Regions from separate parts of the Homo sapiens genome. Here all the other regions are linked to region 4. A link is an interaction called in ENCODE POLR2A ChIA-PET data of the cell type or tissue named here. Cell type or tissue: CD4-positive, alpha-beta T cell. All regions are shown on one strand. Region 1 has its middle 64 kb from the start of LINC02304. Region 2 has its middle 19 kb from the start of LINC00618. Region 3 overlaps LINC02325 (long intergenic non-protein coding RNA 2325). Region 4 has its middle 84 kb from the start of LINC02291. Region 5 overlaps LOC105370651 (a long non-coding RNA gene). Region 6 has its middle 150 kb from the start of LINC02325. Region 7 overlaps LOC105370651 (a long non-coding RNA gene).

Region 1 (4,000 bases), 380 kb before region 4:
TTGAAGCAAAAGTTTATTTTTTCAAAGTCCATTTTCCCCCTTAGAAAGAAATATCAGAGTGAGAAATAGCGAGTCTCACATTATCTAAAAAGCGACTCTCTCCGGTTTTTGTTCCATTTATTGAAAACTCCAATTTCTTTGCCTCGGGTTCTAATTTATTTTGCAATTCGCACAGTGCACTGTAAACATAATGTAAAGTTTTCAAAGCTTAATTAACAGCTACAGGATAACGGCAGGCCAAGATTTTAAAGGCATTTAAGCTTGGCTCCAAGAAATGAAGAGACTTCCATTCAGGAAGCTGTGAACTTGTACCTCTTAAAACAATAAAACCCGTCAGATCCAGTACTTTGGCTTGCCTTGAATGCCAAGACCGGCACACCTGCTGGCTTAACCCCATCCCTCCGAGGTGCTTCTCGAGGGAGTCCTTCCTGTTCTGGAGCTGTTTTTCTCTTGGGGAGATGAGACAGCAAAAACAACAAAACCAAAAGAAACAAGCGAAAAAAACCACCAAAAACTCAACCACCCCAAAACTAAAAACTGTATATTTTAATCAAAGGTTCAGAAAATCCACTTTCAAATTCCACAGGGATGAGGGTTGGGATTCAGGTATCTCGGCAGAAGGATAGCCAACTGAAAAACCAACCCAAGTGGATGGGAAGAATTGACACAATCTCTCAGATCTGCAGTGGGTTCAGAAGAGGTGCTGCGTTATCTGTAGTGTTCCAGTTCTGCCATTTCCTAGGAGAAGTGCTTGGTGTGGTCACTTACTCTTTCTTGGCCTCAGTTTTTTCCATCTGTAGAATGGGACTGAGAAGAAGAATATCTCTCACAGGTAGGACATTGCGTTTTTGTGCTGCAAACGATTGCATAACTGTCCGGAGAATTGGGTCAATCTCTGGCTTAGTCAAGACCCAACAGTCTTGGTTTAACCGTTTTGTAGTGAGAGGGTTGAATTCTGGCCTCTGATATTTTTCCCAGGGCCTGTGGAGGGAGTCACGAAGGTCAGCCCCTCCGGGCTTCCTGTTCACCGAGGGTCTCTACTTAGACTTTTGGCCGGCTCATCAAATGGGGATATGCCCTCACTGTGCTGACTGAAAGGCAGTGCTTGCCACATGGAACATTGTGTCTTGGGACGTGGTCATCTGCCTGAAATACACAATGCATACTTACTTATTCTAAATCTTTTAATTACTGTCAGTTGCACAATTTTATTTGCTGGCACTATTCGTGTTAGAAGTTTTTTTTTATTCGATTTACCTGTTTGGCATTCTGTCATTAAAGAAAAGTACCAAGAACCTCAAAACAAATCCAAGCTCTTGCGGTTGTATGAATCTATTTGTAAATCAAAGGGGGCTTTTATGTTACGGCAGCAACCGAGCTCACTTTTTTTTTTTTTTTTTTTTTTTTTTTTTAAGCAAAATGCTCCAGGATTGCTGGAAAGTCGCTGTCCTGGTCTGCAGGGCCCGGGGAAACTGAAAGAAGATCCAGAAGGACGCGCCCTAGCTATGGAGGCTTTGGTGGCATCCGAAAGGGGAGGGGGTGGCGACCTGCATTAGGCCCCCTCCTCTCCAAACACCTGCTGCTGGTGATGTCGAGAAAACTCCTTGCCCTTGCAACTCTGAGGCGGAGGGGGAAAGGGGACCGGAAGCCTCAACATTTTCCTGGTTTCCTGGGGGAGGAGGGTCCGAAAGGAAAGGCTGGTGGGGGGGTGGGGGGAAGGGCCCCAGTGACGACTGGATTCGGAATTTTCCTCTCACTTCGTGGTAGTGAAGAATTTAACTACAACAGTAACAACACTAATAATTCTAAAAGCCGTGGGAGGTCAGAGCGGGCGCTGCCCGGCGTCACCCCTGCAGCGTCCGGATCGCTCCGCATAGGCAGGGGTGGTGCCCCCTCCCCGGGGCACAGAAACGCCACATCCCGGGGGCGCCGCCCAGAGGCTGTCTCTGTTTCTGTGTCCCTTCATGAGGCTCTGTCCCACAAAGGCAGCCTGAGCCAGGACCCTAAAGAGGCCTGGTCATCGGGACCGGAGGGAGTTCCGCTTCCCAGGCCGGCTCTGCAAACGCGAGCCTGCGCCAAGGCGCCCTGCGGGTTTGCTGGTGGCATCGAGGGGCAGCGCGGGGCCAGCGCTGGGAGCTCCGAACCCACACGCTCCGGCCAGCTGCCCGGGAAGCGCCCAAGCACACGTCCCGAGTCCCAGATTGGATTAAGTTGCCCAACTACCTACTTTTTCTCTCTTTAAGGAGAAGCCTAATTGGAGAAGATTCGGTTTTCTTCGCCATGGCAGGTCCCTTTCTCCTGACCCGCAGTTGCAGGGGCTGAGGGTAGGCGCAGGTCCGCCCTGGGGTCGAAGCCACCATCGGGCCTCGAGGTTGCCCCCCTAACATCCGGCCTGCACGCCTGGCGGGGGCGCAACAGTGTCTCACGGCTCGGGAGCTCGTTTTTGGCTTCTGAGCAAGGTATTTTTTTCATCTGCCGTGTGTTTAGCTGAATTCAGTATATTTTTCTCGCACTTCTCGCTTTTTTTTTTTTCTTTCTGAATCTGCTCTTCTGCTTTGCGGGCCCCTAATCTCTCCCGAATCTCGGGCGCCCGGCCCGGCCCAGGCGAGCGCTCGCGGTTGGGGACGCGGGTGGGGACGCGGCGGTCTGGGCGCTGCAGGATGCGCCTGGCCGCGGAGGAGACGACCAGGGAGCGGGTCGCCAGATCAAGATCTGCCAGTGCCACTACCTCTGCTTATCTCCAGGGGCAATCATCGGCTGTCTCAGCTTCCTACCTTTCCACCCACTGTCACTGGGGGTCGGGTTCATTTTGGGGTAAAGTGAATTAAGGTCTCCCTCGTTCGTCTGGATCCAGGCGTGGGTGGGGACAGGGGCGAGCTCTTGCCTGCCTCGCCCTGGCAAACATCTCTTGGAGAGAAAAGTCAGTGTCCTGGGTCCCCAGTGCACTCTTCCACCACGCCTAGCTATGGCTCTGTGTGTGTGTGTGTGTGTGTGTGTGCGCACATATATGCATATCTCTACAACCCCGGGGCATCATAAGGCTGTACTCTCTTTATGGAATTCCAGAACTGTGCAGGGCCTCCTGTGATTCCAGGATCCTGCCCTTCCCACTATTCAGCAGTGCCTGCCACCTGCCCGCAAGACCAGGAGGCATAGCCAAGCAAAATAATGGCCCTTGAGATCCTTATAAAACTTAGGGTGGCAAGAGCTTTAAGGGTCTTTAGTTCAAACTTTACCTCTGGTCCGTCCATAGGATCTCCCCAAACCCCAACCTCTCCCTGCTGTAATTAGAAGCTCACTCTTTCCCTGGGGTCAAAAATCCTGAATTGATATTCTCTAGCTGCAGTGTGACTTTTTAGGCCAATTCCTTAACTTTTTGCGCCTTAATTTCTTTTCCTGTGAAATTGAAAAAGACTCCAAAAACAGTAATATATGCCTTTTACATACACAATACACAAAATACACATACCTGGCTGCAGGTCGTTTCAAGGATGCAAGGTGGTCACATATTTGTAAACATCTTGACAAACTCTAAGTTCCCTAATTTAGGAGATACCTGCAGGGACTGCTATTATGAAGATTAAGTGTGCAGTAAATGGGGGAGGATGAAGAATCTCACTGATTAGCCTAAATCAGATAAAAAATGAAAAACTGAAACCTGTTGGTGCCTGGCAGAGGGGATGTTCCAGTCAACTCTATTCGTGGAAGAGTTTAACTTTGTTCTGTTCTTTGCAGAATTTACTTTTTTTTTTTTTTTTTTTTTTTTTTTTTTTTTTTTTGTGGGACAGAGTCTTGCTCTGTCACCCAGGCTGGAGTGCAGTGGCACAATCTTGGCTTACTGCAGCCTCCGCCTCCCAGGTTCAAGTGATCATCCTGCCTCAGCCTCCCAAGTAGCTGGGATTAGAGACATGCACCACCACGCCCAGCTAATTTTTGCATTTTTAGTAGAGAGGGGGTTTCACCATGTTGGCCAGGCTGGTCTTGAACTCCTGACCTCAAG
Region 2 (4,000 bases), 640 kb before region 4:
TTTCCTCTACACAGAGGGTGGTATGTAGGAGAAAGACTGAGACCAGTGCTATGAGATGGAGTGAATCAAGAAGGCTGAGTTCTCACAGGGTGTTTTGGCTGAGTTACTGCCTCCCTGTAGGCCTCAGTTTTTGCATTTGTTTAGCGGGCCACATACTTCATTAGAGGCTTCCTAGGTCTGCTCCTTAGATGCTTAGAGAAGTGTTGATCTGGGAGCACACTGCTGGATTTGCAGTCAGAGGACACTTACTTCAGCTTCAGGGACAGGTTGCTGAGAGAATAGAATCCAGCTTGGCTATGTGAGTTGCATGGCCTCACCCCAACCTGGCAAGGGTCCAGTCCTGCTCTTCTCTGGCCCTTCCCCTCAACAGTCTAGTCCTGCCCTGATGCCCTCCCTCTCAGCACCCATCAGGTGCCTCATCCTCCAATGATTTGCTCCAATTGCAGCTCCTCCTAGAAGCCTTCTGTATCAGCTAGGGCCCAACCAGGAGATGGAGCCATGCCTGTTAGTCCAACAGAGCAAATCTAACATAAAGTAGTGGTCTATTGCATACCCATTAGAATAACTATTACCAGCAAAACAGGAAGTTACAAATGTTGGCAAGGAAGTGGGGAAATTGGAGCCGTTGTACCTTGCTGGTAGGAATGTAAAATGGTGCAGCCTCTGTGGAAGATATTATGGTGGTTCCTCAAAAAATTAAATATAGAATTAGCTGATGAACCAGCAATTCCATTTCTTGGTATACATCCGAAATAATTGAAGGCAGGGTGTTAAAGCAATATTTGCACACCCATGTTCATAGCAGCATTATTCAAAACAGGCAAAAGGTGGAATCAACCCAAGGGTCCATCAATGGATGAATGGACAAAGAAAATGTGTTATATACATAGAGTGGGATATTATTCAGAAATATTATTTCTTTCCTTGAAAAGGAAGGAAATTCTGACACATGCTGTGACATGAATGAAGCTTGGAGACATACGAGAAAAATAATCTAGACACAAAAGGACAGATACTGTATGATTCCTTATATGAGGTTCCTAGAGCAGCCAAACTTGTAGAGACAGAAAGTAGAACAGTGATTGCCAGGGTAGGGGAGAGGGAATACAGAGTTGTTGTTTAATGGGTACAGAGTTTCAGTTTTGCAAGATGAAAAAGTTCTGAAGATTGGCCGGGCATGGTGGCTCATGCCTGTAATCCCAGCACGTTGGGAGGCCGAGGCAGGTGGATCACTGTAGGTCAGGAGTTTGAGACCAGCCTAGCCATGATGGTGAAACCCCAACTCTACTAAAAATACAAAAAATTAGCCGGGCATGGTAGTACACATCTGTAGTCCGAGCTACTTGGGAGGCTGAGGCAGGAGAATCTTTTGAACCAGGGAGGTAGAAGTTGCAGTGAGCTGAGATTGTGCTACTGTACTCCAGCCTGGGCAACAGAGTGAGACTCCATCTCAAAAAAAACAAAAAACAAAAAACTCAAAAACCAAACAAACAAAAAGCTCTGGATATGGAGAGTATTGATGGTTGTACAGTACTGTGAATGTACTTAATGCCACTGAACTATACACTTAAAAATGGTTAAAGTGGTACATTTTGTGTTATGTATATTTTACTACAATTAGTAAGAAAGAAGTGTTAACTATTTATGAGATTGTTAATCAGGTCCTTAGAAAGAGCACATTAAGGTATCATGGGAGCAGGAAGCAGCCCCAGGGTTTGAGCTTGTCTTCTGCCCTTCTGCCATAGGATGACCCTTGCTGGATGCCAGTGACATGCTCTTGGACTTCCCAGGCTCCAGAATCATAAGCCAAATAAACCTCTTTTCTTTATAAATTCCTCGGTGTGTGGTATTCTGTTTTTGCAGAAAATGGCCTAACACCCTCCCAGGGCTGGGGACAAAGGAAGCAGGTAGAATTGCTAGAACTTAGAAAGCACAGCAGAGCCTGTGGAGCTTGAACCCAGACCTCTGAGGAGCGGGCACTGCTTGGCTGGTTCTGGTGTCTCTGAGATGAGAAGGGTGACCAACCATTCTGGTTTGCCTTGGGATGGAGGGAATTCCTAGGGTATGGAACTTTCAGCACTAAAACTTGGTCTCCCTAGCGTGGTGCACAGGAAAGCTGGTCTGATAGGTACTGAAAACATTCAAACTAGATTCAGTTCCGGCTGCAGGAAGGAACTGCTGCTGCTGGAGTGAAGAAGCAAAACAGGAAGGACAGAAGAACAGGAAGTGCAAGTTCATTTTTTCTGCAAGCCTACCAGGGAGCAGCAGAGAAAACAAAAATGCAGCTTCCAGAGCCTAACCCAGTGTCTCAGAGCAGAGAGCTCTGAAGGGTAGGGTTTGAATAAGAGATGATATCTTGGTGTGTCTGTCACTTCACTGATTACTTCAATCCCCACTGATACTTTCTAAAGTCAGGGTGATTCATCTTTGCTTACAATTATTTGCTAATTTCTTGTATCATGTTTTTTGGTACTGGTTTCCCTGTGACACCCACCTGGACTCCACCCTTCCTGAGGATAGGCAGAGACTAGCCTAATTTATTTTTTAGCCCAATAATAAAAATGCAAATTACCTATCATGTGCTTGGTACTGTGATGAGGTTTTAATACTTATGCCATGTAATTCTTGCCACACTCTGTCCCCTTTTCGCAGTTGAGGACATTGCAGCTCAGAGACATTAAGTAATAGCTCAAGGTCACTGCTGTGATTTGAATGTCTCCGCCAAAACTCATGTTAATATGAATTGCCATTATAATGGTATTAGGAGGTGAGGCCTTTAAGAGGTGATCGGGCCAAGGGGGCTGTGCCCTCATGAATGGATTATCTAGGGAGTAGGTTAGTTATTGCAGAAGTTATTGCAGAAGTCCTGATAAGTTTGGCTCCCTTTCTGTCTCTGTCTTGCCCTTGAGCTTGTCTTCTGCCCTTCTGCAATGGGATGACCCTCACCAGATGCCAGTGACATGCTCTTGGACTTCTCAGTCTCCAGAACCACAAGCCAAATAAAATTTGTTTCTTTATAAATTACCCAGTCTGTGGTATTCTGTTATAGCAGCAGAAAATAGAGTAAGACAGTCATACAGCTTTTAAGTGGTAGAGTTTGCTATGAATATTAAGTCTTTCTCTCTGGTCACTTATATCCTACTGTGACCCTCCAGTGCTAGGCACTTAGTAGCTGTTCAATTTTACTCATTGGTCAAATGTCCAATGGAGGATTGATGAATATGTAGATGATGGACTCCCCTGCCTCTCTCTTTCTGGGGGAGTATTCCACCTGAAGAGAAGGATGGCTACTCCAGGAACATCCCCTCAGGAATTGGTCTGAGTGGCTGAAGATGGAGTTACTGAGTTGCATTTTATTTCCTGTTGAGCTTGGATGTCTTCTCACCCTCACAATCCTATCACAGTCCCATAGTGAGAATTAATCTCAGGGAATGTGAGAGAATGCAAGACAAGCTGCTCTGAGTTCTGCATAAAAATAAAATCTGGAGATGAATGATGTTGGAGATACATCATTTCTGACTTGTCGAGGGTTTTTTCTTTTTGTGTAAGTATAATGCAGGAGATATATGAGTCCATTCCTGGATAGGGTGCTGGCTTCCCAAGGGGTTTGTACCAAGACTGGGGGCAGAGAAAGAGAGAGGGAGATAGACAGACAGACAGAGAGAGAGAGAGAGAGCAGGCAAGCAAGGAGGAAGGAGAGGCAGCATTGAGTATAAAAATGACAGATGCCCTGGTGTAAAAGGTGACAATTTGCCTACACAGTGAAATGGTTCTGTCAAGACATCAGGGTATTTGGGGGCCTGAATTCAGAAAGGAGGTGTTTGAAAATGCAGGCAGCCGGGAGCTCCTTCAGCCGACTCAGAGCTCCAGAAGTGATGTTTTGTAATTTTGCCTTATGATCTGTGAGGGTTTATCATGGCGCTAATCGGCCTAATGATGACGGGAACTCAGTTATTCCCACTTAGATGCCAGGTTTTAAGTAATAATACATGCTCAGCAG
Region 3 (4,000 bases), 50 kb before region 4:
GAGGTCATTATTCTTGGGAGATAAAAAATTCAGGACCAAACAGCACAAGAACATGAATATCGTGCATGTCTCAGATTGGTGGTGTGTTTTTCAATTTGTTGGCAGAGTCCCATTCCAGGAAAACAAATCTCTGTTCCATATATCCATTGTGCATGCATTGATCATTTCAGCTTTAATTTTGAATCCAACCAGCATTTTTGGTGTGTCCCTACTGTGTGTCAGGAGCTGTTATAAGCTTAATTTCCTTTAGCCCCCAGGAGGTAAAGGTCATACCCTTCAGTTTAATTATGAGGAAATTGAAAGTCGGACAGTGTAAATGATTTAAGTCACACAACTATTCTTCAGTCTCTGGGCTTGGTGCTTTTTTCCTGCATTGAAGCCGCTTGCCCAGTGGTGCAAATTGTTAAGTGGTATATCAGACGGCAAACATCTTTTTTTTTTTTTTAATCTCTTCAGCTAGTTGTCCTTTTTCTACAAGACAAAAAAGACGCTCAATTCCACTTTAAAATTGCTGCAGTGGCTGGGCACAGTGGCTCGTGCCTGTAATCCCAGCACTTTGGGAGGCCGAGGCAGGCGGATCACTTGACGTCAGGAGTTTGAGACCAGCCTGGCCAACATGGTGAAACCCTGTCCCTACCAACAATACAAAAATTAGCTGGGCGTGGTGGCATGTGCCTGTAATCCCAGCTACTAGGGAGGCTGAGGCAGGATAATTCCTTGAACTCAGGAGGCGGAGGTTGCAGTGAGCTGAGATGGCGCCGTTGTAAACCAAACTGGGAGAAACAACAATATTCTGTCTCAAAAAAAAAAAAAAAATTGCTGCAATCTCTGATGCTGTTGTAAGAACAGCCTGTGTGGCACGTGCCATCTTCTTGCAGAGTGGATTAAGCTTCTAAAAAGTGTTCTACATTGTTCTGAGCTAACTAGTAAATTAGACTGTATGATTACAATGCCTAAAACCATCTTGGGCCAACAGCAAATGCACTCTGCAGACAACCTTACTTCTTTGTCCTTTAGTTTCTTTATTTGTAAAATGGAGCCAATAATTGTGGCACCTTATGAGATTGTTGTGAGGATAGATGAGCTAGTGTTTGTAAAGTGCTGAGAACAGCATCCAAGGCAGAGTAGGACATACAGACGTAGTTGTAAAAGAAAACAAAGTAAAATAAAATGAAGTAAAACAAAATAAGTAAAAACAGATAAGATAAAATAAAGTGATATAAAATAAAATGCATTATTAAGGCTGGAAATAGGCACTACTATAAGGAGTGTATGTTCTTTCAACTACTTTAGTGTGTTTGAATGCATAAACTATTTTTAGATATTTATTGGTCTTCAATACAACTTTGAAATGGCTTCCAACTTCTACAGTTTTATTCATACCTCCTTGCTGCCTGCCACTAGTGCATATGCAGATACCAGCAGAGCAGGGCTTGTTTGTTGCAAGTCTTTGAGACATTTTGCAGGAACCTTATGCGTTCTTTTACATGCAAAGAGAAAAGAGCACCAACGCTTTGAATCCCAACTACGTGCTTAGAACTTTATATAAAAACAAGTCTGCAAGTGAGGGTGTTTTATCCTTATTCTGTAAGGCTTCAAGGTCTTGGAGGGTTAATAAAAAGTAGCTCCAGTCACCCAGCTGGAAGGGGTGGACTGGGATTTGAACCCAGTGAGGCAACTTCAAAAGCTTTGGCTTCTCTTGCGCCAACAGACAAACATTTGTATAACTGTTTAATGCATCGGTTTTATCACCACTGTAATTTCTAGTAATATACTTCTTCTTACCTTTATTTATTGAAAAGCATTTTTTAATAGCAGTGGCAAGCAAAAGAACAAGAATTAACAACTGAGCTACAGTCTCTTCTAAAAATCAAACTGTTGTCTTTTTTGGTCTATGGTCCTTCCCAGAGCCTTCGTATACACATGCAGCACTTTTACATAGTAGTAATCATAGGAAAGACACATGTTTAATTCAGCTTTTTTGACTTAATATTAAACCAAGGTAGGTAATTTGAAGGACTTCATACATTCTGAAGCCTTTGCTCTAATGTGTTTGTTAAAAAAAGATCAAAACCCCTAGTTACGTTGCTGGTATGGTCATAACTGAATACTGTTCAGCTTCCAATAATTACCAATTAGAGCAGTGTACATAATATTTAAAATTGCATCAGAAGAAGGAATAAGTCTTCCAGGAGCAATGATAAGCCTTTCCATGATAATAGGACACTGCACATGTCTGTTATGAAACCACAGACTTCTAGACACTTCAGAGGGTCTTTGGTTTGGTTTTTCAACATAGTCAATGATCAATGACCGATGCATTTATATTACTGGGAGAATTCTTTTTATTCATTATGTGAACTAAATTTCTGTAGGCCCAGAAGTCTCACCATAAAATTTACTGACATGGGATATTTAACATTCGTATCTTTGTCTCAAATGCAAAGTGACACCATTCATTCATTCAGTATGTGTTTATTGATCACCTGTTTTCAAGGTGCCAGGTTAGGACATTGATTTGCAAACTATGAAGTGCATGTGAGCTCCCAGGGATAAGAAGATACAGATTCTGATTTGGTAGGGTGGGGATTACAATATGCAACATTCTTATCAAACTCCAGGGCCCAGGCAGATATTGCTGGTTAGTGGACCACGCCCATGCGGTGCTAGAGGATACTGGTGGCAATGAACCCATCAATCCAGCCCGGGGGGCGGCAAAGAAGCAAGTAGGCAAGGGCCAAATGAGGTTACTTCAAAAAGTGACAAATGCTGTGAAAACATAGAGAGAACCTGGCTATGGGGATGCTGGACCTGTAGGATGCTCAGGGAAAGCCTCTGTCTTGGAAGAGGTGACAGTGAAGCTGAGAGCTGTCAAATGAGAAGGGTGCAAACATGGGAAACTCAGGAAGATGAGCATTCCAAGCAGAAGGAAGAGAGGTGCAAAGACCCCGAGGAAGAAACGAATGGGTTGTGTTTAAGGAACAAAGAAATTTAGTGGGGAGAGAGTAAGTGAGGAAGAGAAGAGTGTGAAATAAGATCAGAGACATAGGGGAGGACCAGGGTGTGTCAGGCCCTCTAGACCACAGTGAGGAGTTTGGATTTTAGTCCATCCACACTGGGAAATCATGCCCTGGCTTTAGTAGGGCAATAATGTACTTGGAGGGATTTTTTTTTTTTCAAGGAGCTCTTTAGATAGGGTATGGAGGGCAGGTTCTAAAGAGGTGGGATGGGAAGCTATACACCAAGTAGACATCTGATGCCAGAGCCTATAAGACAGATGATGGGGTTTGGACAGGTTTGGTAGCAGCAGAGATGGAGACCCACAGATGGATGGGGCATATACCCTGGCAGCTTTTCTTTCTTCTATCAACCGACTGACTTGGGTGCTGCTAATGTGTCAGCCCTGTGCCAGTGTTGTCTGCTGATAACCACCTAGCTCTGGGAAGACCCACTCTATCCAGGGAGGGAGACAAGTGAGAGACTCGCCATTAGAACACCAGGACCAAGGGCTTCCCACGTACAGTGCTCACAATGAGAGCAGGTGATGATGTCTGTCCTGTGTTAGGCACTGTGCAATCCATTTCCCTTGAAGTACTTGCTATTATCTCACTTTACAGATGAGTAAAAATTGGGAGTCGGGAAGGCTGAGTACTTTGTCCAAGGCTAGTGAGAGGGTAACCTGGGGCCAGTGTTGCTACCTGTGGCTGTCTGACTCGAAAGCCTTTCCTGTTTCTTGGAACCCCACGCATCTTTCCTGGAAAGCCTCATTTTTCTACAGTCCCACAGAAAGACCCTTACACTAGTGACCACCAAATGTGGGTCTCTGCCTTAGGTCGCTACCCATCTGTTACGAGGCATATGCATGAAACTCTGCTTTCAAACTTCATTTCGTTGAGCCTGTCATGCCAGACAAAAATTGTGTGACCTAGCTTATAGTAGCTTTTGCCATGAAGGTATCATTTACTGGTGAGTATATTTTACTGCACCATTATAGATCTCT
Region 4 (4,000 bases):
GATAACAATATGCCATTATCTAATAACATTGAAAATGCACAGATCTTCTGTCTCAGCATTTCCCTGCTTAGGTGTACACCCCTAGAGAATCTCCTCTACATGTACATCTGGAGACAGGGAGAAGAATGAGTCCAGAGAAGTTTGTTGTAGTAAAACACTGGAAACAGCCCAAATGTACACGAGTAATAGAATATTTAGGTACATTCTGACATAGTCACACAAAAGAATATTGTTCAGCTATGAAAATAAATGAAGCACAGGTACATATAACAACACAGGCAAATCTCAGAAACATAATATGGAGCCCCAAATCCAAAACAAACAGGCAACAACAACTGCAAAATAGCGCACATTGTCAAGAGAATTCGTTCAGCATGATTCCATTTATATAAGGTTTAGAAACATGCAACACTGCAAACAATAATTTTCAGGAATACAAACAAATGGAGAAGCTATAAAGAAAATGAGAGTGTGGGAAACACGACGAGGGAAGGAGCCAGGATGGGGGAGGGAGGAGCATAAGGTTCTAATTCTTAAATTGGGTTACACAGGTGTTTTCTTGTATTTTTAATTTTTGTGCCTTATATATATTTTAGAAGAATTTGTGTATGAATTCAATCATTTATAAAAAAGAATTTTATGTATATTTATAATATAGTTAAAAAGCAGACATATGTGTAGCTGATGATGGGAATTATTCCAACGTTGATGAATATGCTGTCAATGTGGGTAAGAGAGATCACTTGGATCTTAGGCATTTTGAAAGACTTCATGGAGAAATGAAGGTTTAAAAGAGGTCCAAGTTTTGTTGAGGTGAATTTCATCCATGGTGAGGATGAAATTCCAGCTTTGGCAAGGGAGCAGAAAGTGCAGCTTTTAAAGTAGGGAGGGTGGACTTTGAATACATTAGTACCTTAAAAATGGCATTTCAGAGTAATTGGAGTTCGGCCAGTCTAAGAATAGGTAAGCAATAGATGGTACGCCATGTCATGTAAGTCTCCATGTGATACTGTGGTTAATAGTGACCTTGAGTTTGAGCCCTCTGCCAACTTTGTAGCTGTTTGACCTTGGAGGAGTCATTTTATTACCTTGAGCCTCAGTGACTTCTTCCACATGATGGAGATAAGAACTATGCATACCCCACAGTGTTGCTTTGAGGGTTAAATCAAGGAATGCATATAATGTACCTTGAATAGACTGATCGACACTGAATGTTGACCACTGTTTTATGATGTGGTTGAGGTTCCTACTAGGAATGACAGATAGAAAGGACAAGAAATGCCAGGATACACAGGTGTGAGGATCCAAGTGAGACAGGAGGGACATCTTGTTTTGGGAACCAGAGCCTCGGCCAACTGGAGCACTGTGGACCTGAAAAGACAGGGGATGAGAAGAGGATGAGAGGGGGGAGTAGGAGTCAGATCGCGGAAGGCTTTCTGTGCCATGCCAGAAATCTTGAACATGATTTGCAAATGATGAAGGCAATACCTGAAGGGTATTCGGCAGGAGAGTAGCACTCTCATGTGGGGAATGAGTATGATCTGAAATCTAAGCCGTGTGCCTTTGGGGCTGCATCCGCCCAAGTGACCATTTTATTGTTAGAAAGATCCTTCTGGCTGCCTCCTTGTGGAGAGTGGCTTGGAGGGGGCCAGATGGGGACTGATCAGACAGTCATGTGGAAGGCTGCCACTGCTATCCCTGCACAAGTTATGAGAAGGTCCTACACTAGGGTGGGGCCAGGAAGGAATATGAGCAACACAAAAGCGGCATCTCTGACAGGATCTCTCGGGGGTGGCTTAGTCTCAGAGCTTATTTTAAATGCCAAAAGGGAAATGGGAGCGGCATAGGGGGTGGGGTGGTGGGGAGGAAGGAGAGCTCAGATCTTATCTGGACTCTTGGGCTGTCATCGGAGCTGCTCAGAGCAGGTGCTTCAAAGCCTTTGGCTTTCCCCTGCATTCGGGCCCATGTCGGGTACACACACAAAGTGGGCATGCATTATTCAGGTGGCATCACATCCTCTGTGCAGCTCATCAGAGCTTGCTGCTTCGGGCCCTCCTTCCCCAAAAGCCCATTGTTAAGAATTATAAACAAACAGGATGGACGCCTCTACAGTCACTACACTGGTGCTGCCGGCGGGATCTGCAGTCATAACAGGAAATCGTGCACTTGCTGCAGAAAGATTTTTTTCTAAGAGGCAGCATGAATGTCATTGACCTAAATTCTAGTGCCCTAGCCTATACCTGCAGAACTTTTCAGCAAAGAAATGTCAGTGAGAGGCAGATTAAAAGGGTCTCTAACTATTTCTTTCTTTTTGCTTTATGAGTATCCATTGCCATGAATATCTAGTGACCCTGAAACCTACTTCCAACTTTGCAATCAGCTCCCCAAAGGTTGACTTAAAGATACAGATAAAAATGATGAGGGGGTATGGATAGAGCAGAAGGTGCTGGCTTTCTACTAGTGGAGGCTGATGTCATCTGTGCCGCAACCGAGAGTAGTGATAGTGGCACCCAGTCCCACCCTACAGGGACCTGCCCGACTACAGGGCTGAAAGGACAGTGCAAGGGACTTCAATCTTTCAGATCAATTACTAGTTGTTCTAAAGGACTGTGGCAATACAAATTAGGTCAGCATCATTTTCTCCTTTACAGATAAGCTCATCTAGATGCAGTAGCCAAATGAATTGCCCAAGATTTGGAGCTCAGAGAGTTTGCTCAGCTGGCCCCTTTTCCTCTCACTCCAAGAATGCATCATCTTAGCATCTCACTCATTCGTTTATTAATTCACTAACTCGCTAAGTATTTGTAGAGTGCCTACTACATTCATGCATGGCGCTGGATGCTCAAGATGCAGCACTTAATACACTGTAATCCCTGTCTGTAAAATGGTCGTAGTCAAGTAAGAGCAGATAAGTTAGCTACTAGATGGGACACAATGTAAAAAGTGCTGCAACGGAGTTGTTAAGGGATTCCAGAGTAGCCTCCCTTAGCCCAGGCTGGGGTATTCAGAAAAGGCTTCCTGGAAGAGGGGGCATGGATGTTGGTCCATAAAGGGAATAATCTGGATTTAGCAACAGGAAAGAGGAAGAAGGATGTTCTGCCAGAGGCATTTGTAATGTCAGTTGGATTGGAAATAGCAGAGCTCTGGCCAGCAATCATTAATTTCACTTGGGTTAGGGGAAGCGCATACCATTGGGTGTGGCAAGAGCTATTAACAATGGTGGGTAACAAGCTAAACGGATATGAGAGGTGTTGTAACCACTCCATCTAAATAGTTAAATCGAAAGAACAATTCTATAAAGTAGTCACTAGGAATCTCTTTTAAGATTTAGGAAACTGAGGCTTGTAGAGCTGAAGTGACTTGCAGGGTCACATGGCGAGGCAAGTGAGAAAAAGATTTTAAAATTTTGGCCCTAAAGTCTGGCCAGAGCCTCTTTTGGTGCAGAAGTTCTGATTCCTCTTCTTTTATCTCATCATCCAGAGAATAACCAACCTGGAATATGTGTAAGTTTCTGTCTGAGCACTGGTATCATTGCAGTGGCCTCCTCCCTTTGCTCCTGGGAAGGGGCTGCCACTGGACAAAGCATGGGACATTGGCACAGTGGATAATAACACTGCATCAGGAGTGAGAATTCTGAGCACATAGGTCCCTCTACAGCTCAGAGTCCCTATACTCATTTCCCTACCATAGCTATAGGGTCTCCCCAGAACTTGGAACTCCTAGGCTGTGCCACCCTCTTGTGATGAAGTGAGGAGAATGAATGTCATTGGCTTGTTTTCAAGAAGCACCTCACATACATGCAGAAGGAAAAAGTTGGCCAAGGTAAGTCCAAGGGGAGTCTCTGCTTTTCACCCTAGTACAGTGAGTCTTGGGGAAAAACTGGTCTTGCTGCAGCAATGAGTTGGGCCCTTAGTGTGGTTTCACTGAGAAACAGGAGGTAGCAGGGCTCTGCTCATCTTGAACACCACTCTGTGTAGAGACAGTGTTGAGGCCAAAGTTG
Region 5 (4,000 bases), 190 kb after region 4:
CGGTGAGGATGCTGTGAACATTGTTGGATGACAACAAATAATTGATAATATCATATTAACCTAGTTTATAAAGCAGCAGCAGGGTTTGAGAAGATTAACTTTGATTTTGAAAGAAGTTCTACTGTGGGTGAAATGCTGTCAAACAGCATCTCATGTTACAGTAAAATCTTTTATAAAAGGAAGACTTGATCAATGTGGCAAATTACATTTTTGTGTTATTTTAAGTAGTTGCCACAGCCACCCCATCCTTCAGCAACCAACACCTTAATTAGTCAGCACCCATCAACATGAAGGCCAGACTCTCCACCAGCAAAAAGATTGTGATTTTCTGAAGGCTCAGATGATCCTTGGCACTTGTTTAGCAACAAAGTAATTTTTAATTAAGGTATGTATACTTGTTAGACATAATGCTAGTACACATTTAATAGACTACAGCATAGAGTAAACATAACTTTTACAGGCACTGGGAGGCCAAAAACCTTGGGTGACTGGCTTTAACATGATATTCATGTTATTGCAGTGATCTGGAACTGAATACACAATGTCTTCAAGTATGCCTGTATTTTAAGAGAGATATACTTTTAAGAAGGCTGAAAATAGTATTCCATGGTGTATATGTGCCACAGTTTCTTAATCCAGTCTATCATTATTGGACATTTGGGTTGGTTCCAAGTCTTTGCTATTGTGAGTAGTACCACAATAAACATACGTGTGTCTTTATAGCAGCATGATTTATATTCCTTTGGGTATATACCCAATAATGGGATGGCTGGGTCAAATGGTATTTCTAGTTCTAGATCCCTGAAGAATTGCCACACTGTTTTCCACAATGGCACATGTATACATATGTAACAAACCTTCACGTTGTGCACATGTACCCTAGAACTTAAAGTGTAATAAAATATATATATATATTTTATTTATATATATTTTATAAAATATATATATATATTTTATTTATATATATTTTATAAAATATATATTTTATTTATATATATTTTATAAAATATATATTTTATGTATATATTTTATAAAATATATATTTTATGTATATATTTTATAAAATATATATTTTATGTATATATTTTATAAAATATATATTTTATGTATATATTTTATAAAATATATATTTTATGTATATATTTTATAAAATATATATTTTATTTATGTATATTTTTTATAAATATATATATTTTATTTATGTATATTTTTTATAAATATATATATTTTATTTATATATATTTTATAAATATATATATTTTATTTATATATATTTTATAAATATATATATTTTATTTATATATTTTATAAATACATATATTTTATTTATATATTTTATAAATACATATATTTTATTTATATATATTTTATAAATATATATATTTATTTATATATTTATAAATATATATATTTTATTTATATATTTATAAATATATATATTTTATTTATATATTTATAAATATATATATTTTATTTATATATTTATAAATATATATATTTTATTTATATATATTTATAAATATATATATATTATTTATATATTTTATAAATATATATTTTATTTATATATATTTTATAAATATATACATTTATTTATATATATTTTATTATATATATATATATATGAAGGCTAAAAATAAGAAACTTTGGTGCTCAAAGAGTTAAATACTTAGCTGCTTGGAAAGTAAGGCTGTCTAGAGTGACTTATTTTTCAGTAGAGTAGGAACAGGAACACCAAAATAGAGAAAAACTATGCATAGGCTCTGAATGCTGGCAGATAAAGGCTTAGGCTTAAATATTCACTTGCTCTGCAATATTTAGCAACTTACATATCTCTCTGATTTCTTACTCATAAGACATAAGAATGTCTAATTGATGCTACCATTTTTGATTAGACATTCTCATGTATAAAGTTCCCAGAAAAATGTGCCTCCTTGATTGGTACTCAAACAATCACAGTAACCCCTCACGTCTTAGCGTTTAGAACCATCTTACATATAAATAATTGCCAGTTAACACATAACTTCTCAATAAGAGCATGGTTATATGTATTCTACATATATTAAGCCATGTAATCTTCATAATGACACCAAGAAGTTGATATGATTACTATCCCTGCTTTACAAATGAGGAAACTGAGGCAGAGAGCGGTTAAGATACTTACCTCTTCACATAGTAATGAGGCAGGGAGTAGGGTGTCCTCTGGCTTCAGGGTTCGTGCTCCTAATTCTTACACTAGAACGTGATCTTGGGTAAACTAGATACCTTTGCTGTATAATGGAGTTTACAAAACTAGATTCACAGGCTACTTGTGTAGCCCAAATGTATCCATTCCTTCTCTCAATAAATGTTTAATGAGTACCTTCCATGTGCCAGGGGGCATGTAGATCACCTAGCCCTTGGTAGCATAGACAAAGATGAGACCTCGGAGCAGACACTGCCCCGTACAGTATGGTTTGACAAGCTAGATTTTACTCCCTTCTTGCTTCCTTGTCTGGACACCTTTGTGTGGTTATACAACCTGCCACACTGTACCTAGTCAGCCTGCCTGAGACTGTGCTAAAAATGGTACCCCAGAAATAAACATGATAAATGCATTTCCTGGTTTCATGGGGGTTATGTAAAACTTACGTAAAAATTTTTTGCAAATTCTAAAGCATGGTGTAAATGATGTAAACGTAAGGTATAATCAAGATTATTATTATTGTCATTTTTATAACGGATCAATCTCATTGTTTGTCATGAGGGCATTAACAGAGCCACATGATCAACAGGCAGTGCTGGTTAATGTCCAACAACCACCTCTCCGGGGAAAGCAAGTCATGATATGTATATTTTGCCAATTTATGTGGTGTAAATACTCCCACCAGGGTACCCAAAGTTGGAAAGAGAGTAAAATCAGCTCTCATGAGTTGGAAGGAGCAATTCCTGCCTGTCCCATAGGATGGAGGTGGACAAGGGAACCATTACCACCTGCTTTGGGTTAGGGGAGCAGGCAGAAAGAAACAGGTAAATTGGGACTCAGAAGAAGGAGGTAGCAGAGAGATGCCACAGTTTGCATTTGAGCTCCAATCTGCTGGACTAAAGAGTCACAACTTTTACCACCTACCAGGGCTCTGAAAAACTTCCTTGTAGAGACAGCTCTCCATCAGAGGGCTTTGGACATTTTGGCAGTGTATGCTACCACTGGCTTAAGAATCAGTGATTCAATTCGGCGTATGCTTCCTGTGCATTGTTTATGCACAAGAAAATTCAGGATGTCATAGCCCGTAAGAGGCTCTGTGTCCAGTAAGAGAGGCAGACATGTCCATGACCTGCAAGGCCATCTGTGCTGCTGCCAGAAGCACAGGGCAAGCAGGGCACTGGGAGAGAGAAATGGGACCATTAGCAGGGGCATCAGCAAAGACTTACTGCAGGAGGCCATTGGAAAATAGCTTCGAGGAGGAAAAGAGACAAAACATTCTCTCTGGAGGCTGGGGAAACTGTCCCTGTTTTTGCTGTTTTGATAGAATGAAGAGCTGATACAAATTCTCTACAGCGCCTGTAGCAAAATATCTCAGGTCTTCAGTGGCACCTGTGGACCCTGGATCAGGCTCACTAAATGCTGTCAGCCTCTGACTCTGTGCCCCTCCCGTCCAAACACCCTGGATTCTCCTAATCTTGACATGCTTTTGCACATACCCTTCCTATTCCTAGAGCAAACATTCCCCACTTCATCTTGCAACACTTTGTCCACTCTTCACAAGAGTTAAGTCAGGTCAAATCTTTTTTTTTTTTTTTTTTTTTTTTTGAGACCAAGTCTCACTCTGTTGCCCAGGCTGGAGTGCTGTGGCATGGTCTCGGCTCACTGCAACCTCTGTCTCTCGGGTTCAAGCAATTCTCCTGCCTCAGCCTCCTGAATAGCTGGGATTACTGGCGCCTGCCACCACGCCTGGCTAATTTTTTGTATTTTTAGTAGAGACAGGGTTTTGCCATGTTGGCCAGGCTAGTCTCGAACTCC
Region 6 (4,000 bases), 300 kb before region 4:
CCCCTTGCCTTGGCCCTGGTTGTGACCACTGCAACACCATTCTTTCTACTACTTGGGCTTGACTGCCATCTCCATGACCTCTTCCTCTGATACGCTCCTCTGCCCAGTCTTCTCACCCCAGATCCCAACATCAGGACTTCTCTCTTATTACTGTTAATGTAAACTTTACTTCCTTTTTATTGTATTAAAGCAATGCAAGTTCATTGTGAAAACAGAAATACTTACCACTTACCGGATGCTAACTGAAGGGCTGGAAGCCATGAAATCCTAGAGAAAGAAAGAGGACTAAAACAAAGCCCCTTCCCTCAAGGAGCTCCAATCAATGAGGAAGCCAAAAATAAAGACATTTACAGTGTAATGTCACAAATGCTATTAGAGGTCTGCACAGGATCCTAAGAAAATAGAGAACAGGGACACTGAACACAGACAGGGGGAGTCAGAAAGTCTTCTTTCTTCCATTTCTAATATTTTTTCATTTATAAATGTATCAATATATCTACTCTTCCATCCAATAATAGTTTATTGAACATTTATTGGGTACTAGGTATTATCCTGGAAATACAGTTGCAGAACTTGGGCTGAAGCCCACGTTTTCTGTCACCAGGTCCCATGGTATTTGTTCTTGCTGTTGTACGGTGCTGTTATAATCCTTTAAAACAAAACAAGGAAACTGAATGGGTTTTGGTATTGCATCCACCCAGGTGGAGTAAAGTCAGTAACTCAGCATGATGAAAGCACACACCAGGCTCATTAATCAAATACTCTGGTTAATAGAGAGTTCTCATATATGCCATGCATGAATTACCAGTTTTCAAAGAATTATAATACAACAAAATATACTGGAACCATACAGCTCATAATTGAATCTGCTTTCGATGTGACAGAAGTCACCTGAAGGGCTGTGTTTAAGAGCCATCAACTTTGGAATGTCATACGTGCATAAGGCAAGCCAGTGCAAAATTAACAGCTCTTGGCTCTTACTAACCTGCTGTTTTTGAAAATAGAAAACTCAAACCCACTAAAAAACAAGAATAGGTATACCTTAACCAAATCTGCCATATAAAAAGGGAGGGAAAAATATACCTCACAATTGCAAGCACAAATATATCTTAACATTATTTTCAAATAACCAAAGCCCTTATGTGTGTATTTAGGGGCATGCTTAGAAAATGTATGTTCCATGGTGGAGGTTACTGAAGGACATTTGACAATCCAGAAGGTTTTTTTTTTTTTAGAGAAAGTCTTTGTTTTTTAGGTTTTATTGCAAGTTGCCTTTAATTGTAGTTGGGTTTAATAGACATGCTGGTTAGGGGGTTCTGGTATTGTCTAAACTCTTGAAGACCTGGGGATGCTGGGATGTCTGAGAAGCACACAGGCTGGTGTGGATGGATGCTCTGAGTCAGCAGTGCCCAGTTTATGTTTCATGAGCAAAAAGCTTCCCAGGCTGGGTGAATTTGGATACCACATCACAGAGTTCCCCTTTGGGGGACTCCAGTGCATGTTAGTCTAGTAAAGCCTCTGATAAGTCCTGTAGCAGAGAATCCCATTTTACTTCCCTTAGCTCAGAGTTTCTCAAGAATTCTGTTTTATCACCTTGGGGAGTAAGTATTCTGACAAATATGTTTTGGGTTGCTGGCCCAAACCCATCTGTTGTGAGGATATCTGGCTTGCTGTCTTCCAGCTGAGGGGGTTCAGAAACTGTCAACCATTCTTTCTTTCGTTATTCAGCATGCATGCTCTGAACACCTGGTCTGCATCTTGGAGAGTTCAGATGATTCTTTACGTGGAAGCCTAAGGCCTGGAACAGCTATAGTGTGGGTTCTGATGCCGTAGATAGAACTACTTTAATAAGTTATAAGTAATGTTTAATAATTGTATATTTGAAACAACAGCAAATGAAATCCTGGCCCTTAATGTAGATTGCATGCTTTATTCTGGGAAATAAACCTAGCCTTTCCTTTCTGGTATTAGATGAGTCATCTGTTCATACAAAAGAGCTTGAAATTGTTTTGAATCTAGAATGTAACCATGGCTCATTCTCTGAGGTTTAGAGAAGTCAACAGAGTTCAGTACTGATTTTTTATTTTGCAAAATGAATGAGCTTCCAACGCTTCTTAATTGTGACTTGCTGAGTCTCTCACGACTTTCTGGAGGAACTGCTCCCTTCCTCATACCCACGTGAGATAAAAGCTTGTTTTTCTCATCTAGTGAATCATTTGAGATGAGAAAGTGAAGACATTCATGAGGACAGGTGTCAGCAGCACTTGGAAGAGAAGCTGATGCCACTTGCAAACCCACTAGAGAGAAAGCGCTGGAAGAACAGGCCCTGCCTGCCTTCTTCATGCTTCATCCTCGGCACCTGGGACAGTGCCGGGTGCTGTAAACTTTCAATGAGCATTTATTAAATTAGTGAGTGAATGAATGAACAAACAAACAAATTAATGAAACAGTGATTCTTCAAAAAGCTCTGACTATGGGAGTGTGTAGTAAGAAAGGCAGAGATAGCAGTTTCTGGATTAGGTGTTGCCACAATAAAGCTGCATAGCAAGCCACCCCATAACTCAGTGGGTGACACTCACCAAGCATTTATTTGTTTTATTCCTTGGTTTGTAGATCAGCTGGCATGCGGAGAGGGATCTTGTTACCTTGTTATCAGGCTTTGGGTTGACTGGGCCTGGCTTTGAGCTTCAGGTGTGTCCAGAACTGTCACATGTCTGTCATTCTCCTTGGACCAGTGGCCAAGGGCATGTTCTCCTGGCCCTTGGCATGAGTTCAAATGCCAAACTAACTCACATCCTAGAGGCCTCTATGTAAGGTATGTCTTCTAACATTCCATTAGCCAAAGCAAATCACATGACCAAGCCCCAAATCATTGGGTTGGAGAAGCGTCGTGGTGGGGGCCGGGGGAAGAAGAGAGGATATCAACAGAGCAATAATGCTACCACAAATGCATGTTTTTCAACATGTATTTCTCTAAAGTTGGTAGAGAACGATCTCAAAACAGGTTTCAAGCTTTCTGGTGGTCAAAGGGAAGGAGGAAACATGTTCAGGTATTGAATTCCCAGTGACCTCACACACATAAGCTGGGACTGCCATGTATTCAGAAGGTTCTAGAGAAATAAGCACTCAGCCATCATTTTGTCTCATCATTGGCAGCATTTTCTGAGGACCCAGTGTGCATGCCTTTGGGCTGGATGCTAGCGGCATGTCGACCCTTCCATTCCCCTGACCCCTCACAGCACCCCCTGCAATTGCCTTAAGCAGTGAAGCTGTGACACTGTCCACGAGAGCTGTCTCACAGATCCATAAGGAGCATTGTTGAGTCCATAGCTTCTGCCCCACTGGAAAGCTCTTTTATTCAGGTCCAAGCTAGAACTCCATCTTCCTGCCAAGTCAGACATATCAGCAGTCTCTGCAGAGTGGCAGAGGCTCTGGGGCTTTCTCAGAGACCAGGAGCAAAGAGCCCTGTTTCCCTGATGGCAGCATCTTCAGGATTAGTAGAAAAGTGGAAAGGGGGACCAAGAGATTCAGGGCTAGAGAAATACCATGTGCACACTGAGCAGCAGAAGTCTGAACTTAAAGCAACTGTGGTCAGAATGACTGAGAATTACTTAAAAGTATGGCTCTATACCCCTGTGCAAAATAACGCACACAGGGTGCACTTGAGTGAGGTTGCATGCATAAAGAGTTGGGTTCATTACCTGGCACAGGGGTAAAGTCTTAATCAAAGGTTTCTTTATAAAACCAAAATTGCCGAGAGAAAGGTGCTCCCAGGCCCAGCAGAGAAAGGGTTTCATTAATAGCATTTGGGTAGAGTGGTGAGCAAAGACTAGAACCTAGGGAGCGAGGGATTGTAATTGTTGAATAGGGAGTTCTGCTGGAGGCTTTCGGGTCATTTTTCTGAGGATGTTTCACTGATTCCCTCTGCCTCTTTCATGAAAGCTTGGCCGAGATCATCCTTTAAAGATGAGAAGAGGAGCAAGACTCAGTGGACCCACTG
Region 7 (4,000 bases), 180 kb after region 4:
AGGGAGAAAGTATCACCATGGGCCCCATGGCAAGGGTGGCCTCTGACAAATATGTTCTGCTAGTCCAAACTTCAGTCAAGCTTTTGGACCTTCTCTTAAGCCCATCTCTGTACTTCCTTGTAAAATCCAGTTTTATCAAAGAACCCTGCTAAGTCAGGTTAGCAAGAACCCATCACCCTTGATATCTGATCATCCTCAACCTCTGATCAAGTTCCTCATCTTCCATCATCCCCTGGGTGTTGCCTGATCACCCTGGCTTGTCTTTAGTGAGAATCCTGCATACATCACATTGATCATCAACATTTGAAAAACGCATGAGGCATGAGAGTCTACGGGGTGAATGGACATCTACATGAGTGGGTTGCTTTGGCCAGAATCCTCCCCGCTGACGTTTTATCTTAGTACCTCTGCATCCACTGACCCTGCCCTGCTCCTTGGCCATAAATTCTCATTGGCTCATGCTGTATTTAGAGCTGAGCCCAATCTCTGTCCCTGACTAAAAATCTCATTGCAGGGGTCCTCGTGCTTATTGTGATGGTCCTAAGCATGGGCCACCTACTGTGCTTTCACGAGTGTCATTGAATCTTTTTTTTTTTTAAACACCTCACAGTTGAAGCAGGATCACACAGGGGACTGGGTAATTTCAGATATCTGAAATTACTTCCCTCCTCAAAGGCTCAGTAAAAGCTTGAATGGGTCCACCAACTGCTAGGACACCTAGTACAGTCCTCTGACATCTAAAGCCCTCTTTTTATTTCAGTGACTCAGAATCCAGGCCCCTGGACATTTCTCCAGCCACACTGCCAGCCACAGGGCTCTCTTCTCCAGGGCTGTGGGCTGTCCTGGGGCTGTCTCACTCTCAGCTCTCAGAGACCAGCAGAGCTGCCTTTTCCTGTCCTGCTGGTTTCTGGGTCTCTTCCCTAACAAGACCCAGAGCAGTTTGGCCTACTTTGGAGAACAGCCCAACGGACTGAGCGATGGGAGGAAGTGATAAGTGCAGCTGTCTCTTCAGCCCATGGCTTCTTCCTCTGGGGAGACTGAGGTTCTCACGGTGCCTGCAAGGCTGTGGGAGCCGGGACCTGCCCTTAAAGTTAGTCTCCAGCTGGGGGAGGTTTCCCTGAGCTGAGCCCTAGATAAGTGTGGCAGATAAAAAGAAGAGCCAGAAAGGACTGGTTTTGTCTGGGTTGGCTTTTGAGAGGGACTTTACTGCTCTCTGGGGGTGTAGAAATAAACTGTCTCATGCCAGATTGGCCTCCACATTGTCAAATTTAGGCTGGGAAGATTTTCCTTCCTGGCTTAGACTCGAGTGCCCTGAGAAGAGACAGAAAAGGGGACTAGAGATCATTGCATTTCTCAGGTCTTTGCCAAGCGAGGGACTCGTCCGGTCTAAACACATTAAGGAAATGCATCTCAATTCATCTTCATAACTTGCAGCTAAAGCCAGCTTCTCAGCCTTGGCTCTGTCGACTTTTTGGGTTGGATAATCCTTTGCCGTGGGGACTGTCCCATGTATTATAGGATGCCCAGCAACATCTCTTGCCTCTACCCACTAGATGTCAGTTGCACTTTCCTCCTCCAGTAGCGCCAATCAAAATGTCTCCTGGGGCACGATTGCCCCCAGTGGAGAGTCACTGGGCTATCAGTAAAGAACATCAGAGATCACTGAGCATGATGCTAAGAGGACTTGCCCACCACTCCACAGCTTTGACAAGAGTCAAACCCAGGACATTTTGTTATTCTTGTCTTTCCTTTTCATGCCTCATGCTGCCTGAGTTCAGGAAACCCTAATTTCTCTGAGTGTATTCCCTCAACTGGAAAGGAAGTTCAGAGCTTTTACCTTAAGGGGTGATTATACAAATCAAATATGACAATGAATAGTCGGTGTGAGCATGTAGAGTGTTGGGTTTGTGGTAGGTCCCTTCCCTTGCAACAGACATTCTTTTGAAAGAAAACACGTGCCGGTAAAAAACAGAGCAGTTCTCAGCCTTCTCTGCACATGAGAATCACTTGGGCACCTTTGACTGCCAATGCCTCGGCCTCACAGCAAGAGATCTGGGGTTTAACTCGGCATCAGTAGGTCCTAAAATTCCTCAGGTGCCTCCAATGCTGAGCTGAGATTCTGAGAAGCTCTCAGAATCTCTTTTAAGAACTATAATGGTTACACTATAAATTCCACCTGTTTCATGTTCCCAAAAGGAGGAAGCAAGTTTAGTGATAAAGGAGCAAGAAAAATCTATTCCCCAGAGTCACCTTCAGTGACAATGTTTGACAAAAGTGCTACTGAGAGGAGATAGCAACAGGGCCTAGATTCGTACAGCACTTCAGAATGTCAAGTGTTAACTTGGAATATTTACCATGACATGCAGAACTGAGTCAACTGGTACTTACAGGTGAATGGAAAGAAATGAGGCCAGAGCCTGATGGCAGGTACCAGATGTAATGCAATACTGCATGTGTGTTCTTCAAATACATGCAAAAAAGTTCTTCAGTGAGGACCAGGTAGAGTCCTGGGATTTCTTTTTCTTCTTCCTCTTCCTTCTCTTTCTTCTTCTCTTCTGCCTCCTCTTCCCCGCCATTTTGTTTTGTTTTGTTTTTTGGTCTGTGGTTTTCAATATTGATTTGCTTCTTTTGGATTATCGGCCATCTAGGGGACATAGGAATAAGCTACTCATAACATCAGCAACCGGTATCACCCACTGCCGATCTCCCTCCAGTGATTTTATGTGTGTGCGTTGACACTTTACTAAATTGGAACGTAGAGAGACAGTTGGCATCATGCTATTCTCACTTGCTCATAAAGCATGTTTATATATCATTAAAAATGTTTCAAAATATAATTTGATGTCTATATAATCTTCTAACCTATGACTATATATAATCTTCTACCCTAATTCTATCTGCACATCACAACTTATTTTCCCACTTCTCGTTTGCTAAACACATATTGTTTCCACATTTACAAACAAATATTTTAAATAAAGCTGAAATAAGCATCCTTGTAAACATCTTTAAGTACTCTTATTTCCTTAGGAAACATTTGTAGAGATGGAGTTATTAGGGCAAAGTTTCGGTACTGGTGATGTCATGTGTCACGGCAAATACAAATTGCTTTCTATAAAAAGAATGAACAAATTTAGACGCTAACCACCTCGGTGTGAGGAGCTGAGTCATCTGTCATCAGCAACTCTGATTAGTATCATTCAAAGATTGATAATTTAATGGCTAAAAAATACTACCTTATATTTTGTTTCATCTGTGTCTATTGGATCACTAGCAAAGATAAATACTTTTTACATATTTATTAGGTACTTGAACATGGTTTCAGTTGTGAATTTTTGTGTGTGAATATGTTTTCTGTTTGCTTTCTTTCTGTGAATTCATACTGGAGTTATTTTTTCTTAATTTATAAAATATCTTTCTAGATTAAAGATATTAAAATCTTGTCTTTATGTCGCAAACATTATTTCCCAGTTTGTTTTAAATTTAGCATGTTTTAGAGAACATTTATTTTCTCTTTTCAAAATTTATTATCTTTTTCTCGCTGACATTTAAGAGAAAAATATACTCATGGGCAAAATTTGAAAAACAAATATAAAAATGTAAATTACAAAATGAAGCGTGTTTTGAATGGCAGCAGAAATAATCGCTATTACATTTTCATGCAACTCCAGCTACTGACAGGGACACAACATGTTTATTTTCTCAAAATTGGAATCATATAGGCTATGTTATATTATAGCCTGTTTTTGTGAGTGCTTTCTTTGTTCACTCAATAGTCTTCTAAAACCTGATACTTAACAGCTATAAACTCTTCCGTTAGAGGGATGCAATATATCTTTTTAAACAGTCGCTAATTATCAGGAATTCTAGTTGCTTCAGGATGCTACCCAGAATACATACTGCTATGGTGAACACTCTTCTACACACAGAGTTCATCCAACTATTTCTTTCAGATATAGTCCTAAGGGTAAACTTGTTAGGTCCGAGGATATGCCAATTT

Evidence for each region. Peaks named below come from ENCODE experiments on the same cell type or tissue, not always from the same donor. Only the 100,000 strongest peaks of a DNase experiment are listed, where the experiment ranks them.
Region 1: POLR2A ChIA-PET joins it to region 4 with 7 read pairs; 1 of 35 experiments calls an interaction of 5 or more read pairs at or near these places.
Region 2: POLR2A ChIA-PET joins it to region 4 with 5 read pairs; 2 of 35 experiments call an interaction of 5 or more read pairs at or near these places.
Region 3: POLR2A ChIA-PET joins it to region 4 with 7 read pairs; 3 of 35 experiments call an interaction of 5 or more read pairs at or near these places.
Region 5: POLR2A ChIA-PET joins it to region 4 with 5 read pairs; 2 of 35 experiments call an interaction of 5 or more read pairs at or near these places.
Region 6: POLR2A ChIA-PET joins it to region 4 with 5 read pairs; 2 of 35 experiments call an interaction of 5 or more read pairs at or near these places.
Region 7: POLR2A ChIA-PET joins it to region 4 with 6 read pairs; 1 of 35 experiments calls an interaction of 5 or more read pairs at or near these places.

The regions. Positions count from the first base shown.
Region 1 is chr14:97,216,910-97,220,909 of GRCh38, forward strand. No RefSeq gene overlaps it. Among named protein-coding and RNA genes, the nearest start is that of LINC02304, 64 kb to the left of the region's middle. In CD4-positive, alpha-beta T cell, no CTCF peak of the experiment used is centred here; a DNase peak (open chromatin) is centred at 1,992; H3K4me3 peaks cover 1,741 bases; H3K27me3 peaks cover 532 bases.
Region 2 is chr14:96,960,311-96,964,310 of GRCh38, forward strand. No RefSeq gene overlaps it. Among named protein-coding and RNA genes, the nearest start is that of LINC00618, 19 kb to the left of the region's middle. In CD4-positive, alpha-beta T cell, no CTCF peak of the experiment used is centred here; a DNase peak (open chromatin) is centred at 2,221; H3K4me3 peaks cover 464 bases; H3K27ac peaks cover 2,631 bases.
Region 3 is chr14:97,550,749-97,554,748 of GRCh38, forward strand. The region is part of intron 3 of LINC02325 (long intergenic non-protein coding RNA 2325); the gene reads left to right. Among named protein-coding and RNA genes, the nearest start is that of LINC02325, 94 kb to the left of the region's middle. In CD4-positive, alpha-beta T cell, no CTCF peak of the experiment used is centred here; no DNase peak of the experiment used is centred here.
Region 4 is chr14:97,600,914-97,604,913 of GRCh38, forward strand. No RefSeq gene overlaps it. Among named protein-coding and RNA genes, the nearest start is that of LINC02291, 84 kb to the right of the region's middle. In CD4-positive, alpha-beta T cell, no CTCF peak of the experiment used is centred here; DNase peaks (open chromatin) are centred at 2,018 and 2,508; H3K4me3 peaks cover 1,555 bases; H3K27ac peaks cover 3,251 bases.
Region 5 is chr14:97,786,838-97,790,837 of GRCh38, forward strand. All of the region lies in intron 3 of LOC105370651 (a long non-coding RNA gene), which reads left to right. Among named protein-coding and RNA genes, the nearest start is that of LINC02312, 26 kb to the left of the region's middle. In CD4-positive, alpha-beta T cell, no CTCF peak of the experiment used is centred here; no DNase peak of the experiment used is centred here.
Region 6 is chr14:97,304,900-97,308,899 of GRCh38, forward strand. No RefSeq gene overlaps it. Among named protein-coding and RNA genes, the nearest start is that of LINC02325, 150 kb to the right of the region's middle. RefSeq lists an enhancer at 1,605-1,674. In CD4-positive, alpha-beta T cell, no CTCF peak of the experiment used is centred here; no DNase peak of the experiment used is centred here.
Region 7 is chr14:97,776,219-97,780,218 of GRCh38, forward strand. The region is part of intron 3 of LOC105370651 (a long non-coding RNA gene); the gene reads left to right. Among named protein-coding and RNA genes, the nearest start is that of LINC02312, 15 kb to the left of the region's middle. In CD4-positive, alpha-beta T cell, a CTCF peak has its summit at 1,350; a DNase peak (open chromatin) is centred at 1,593.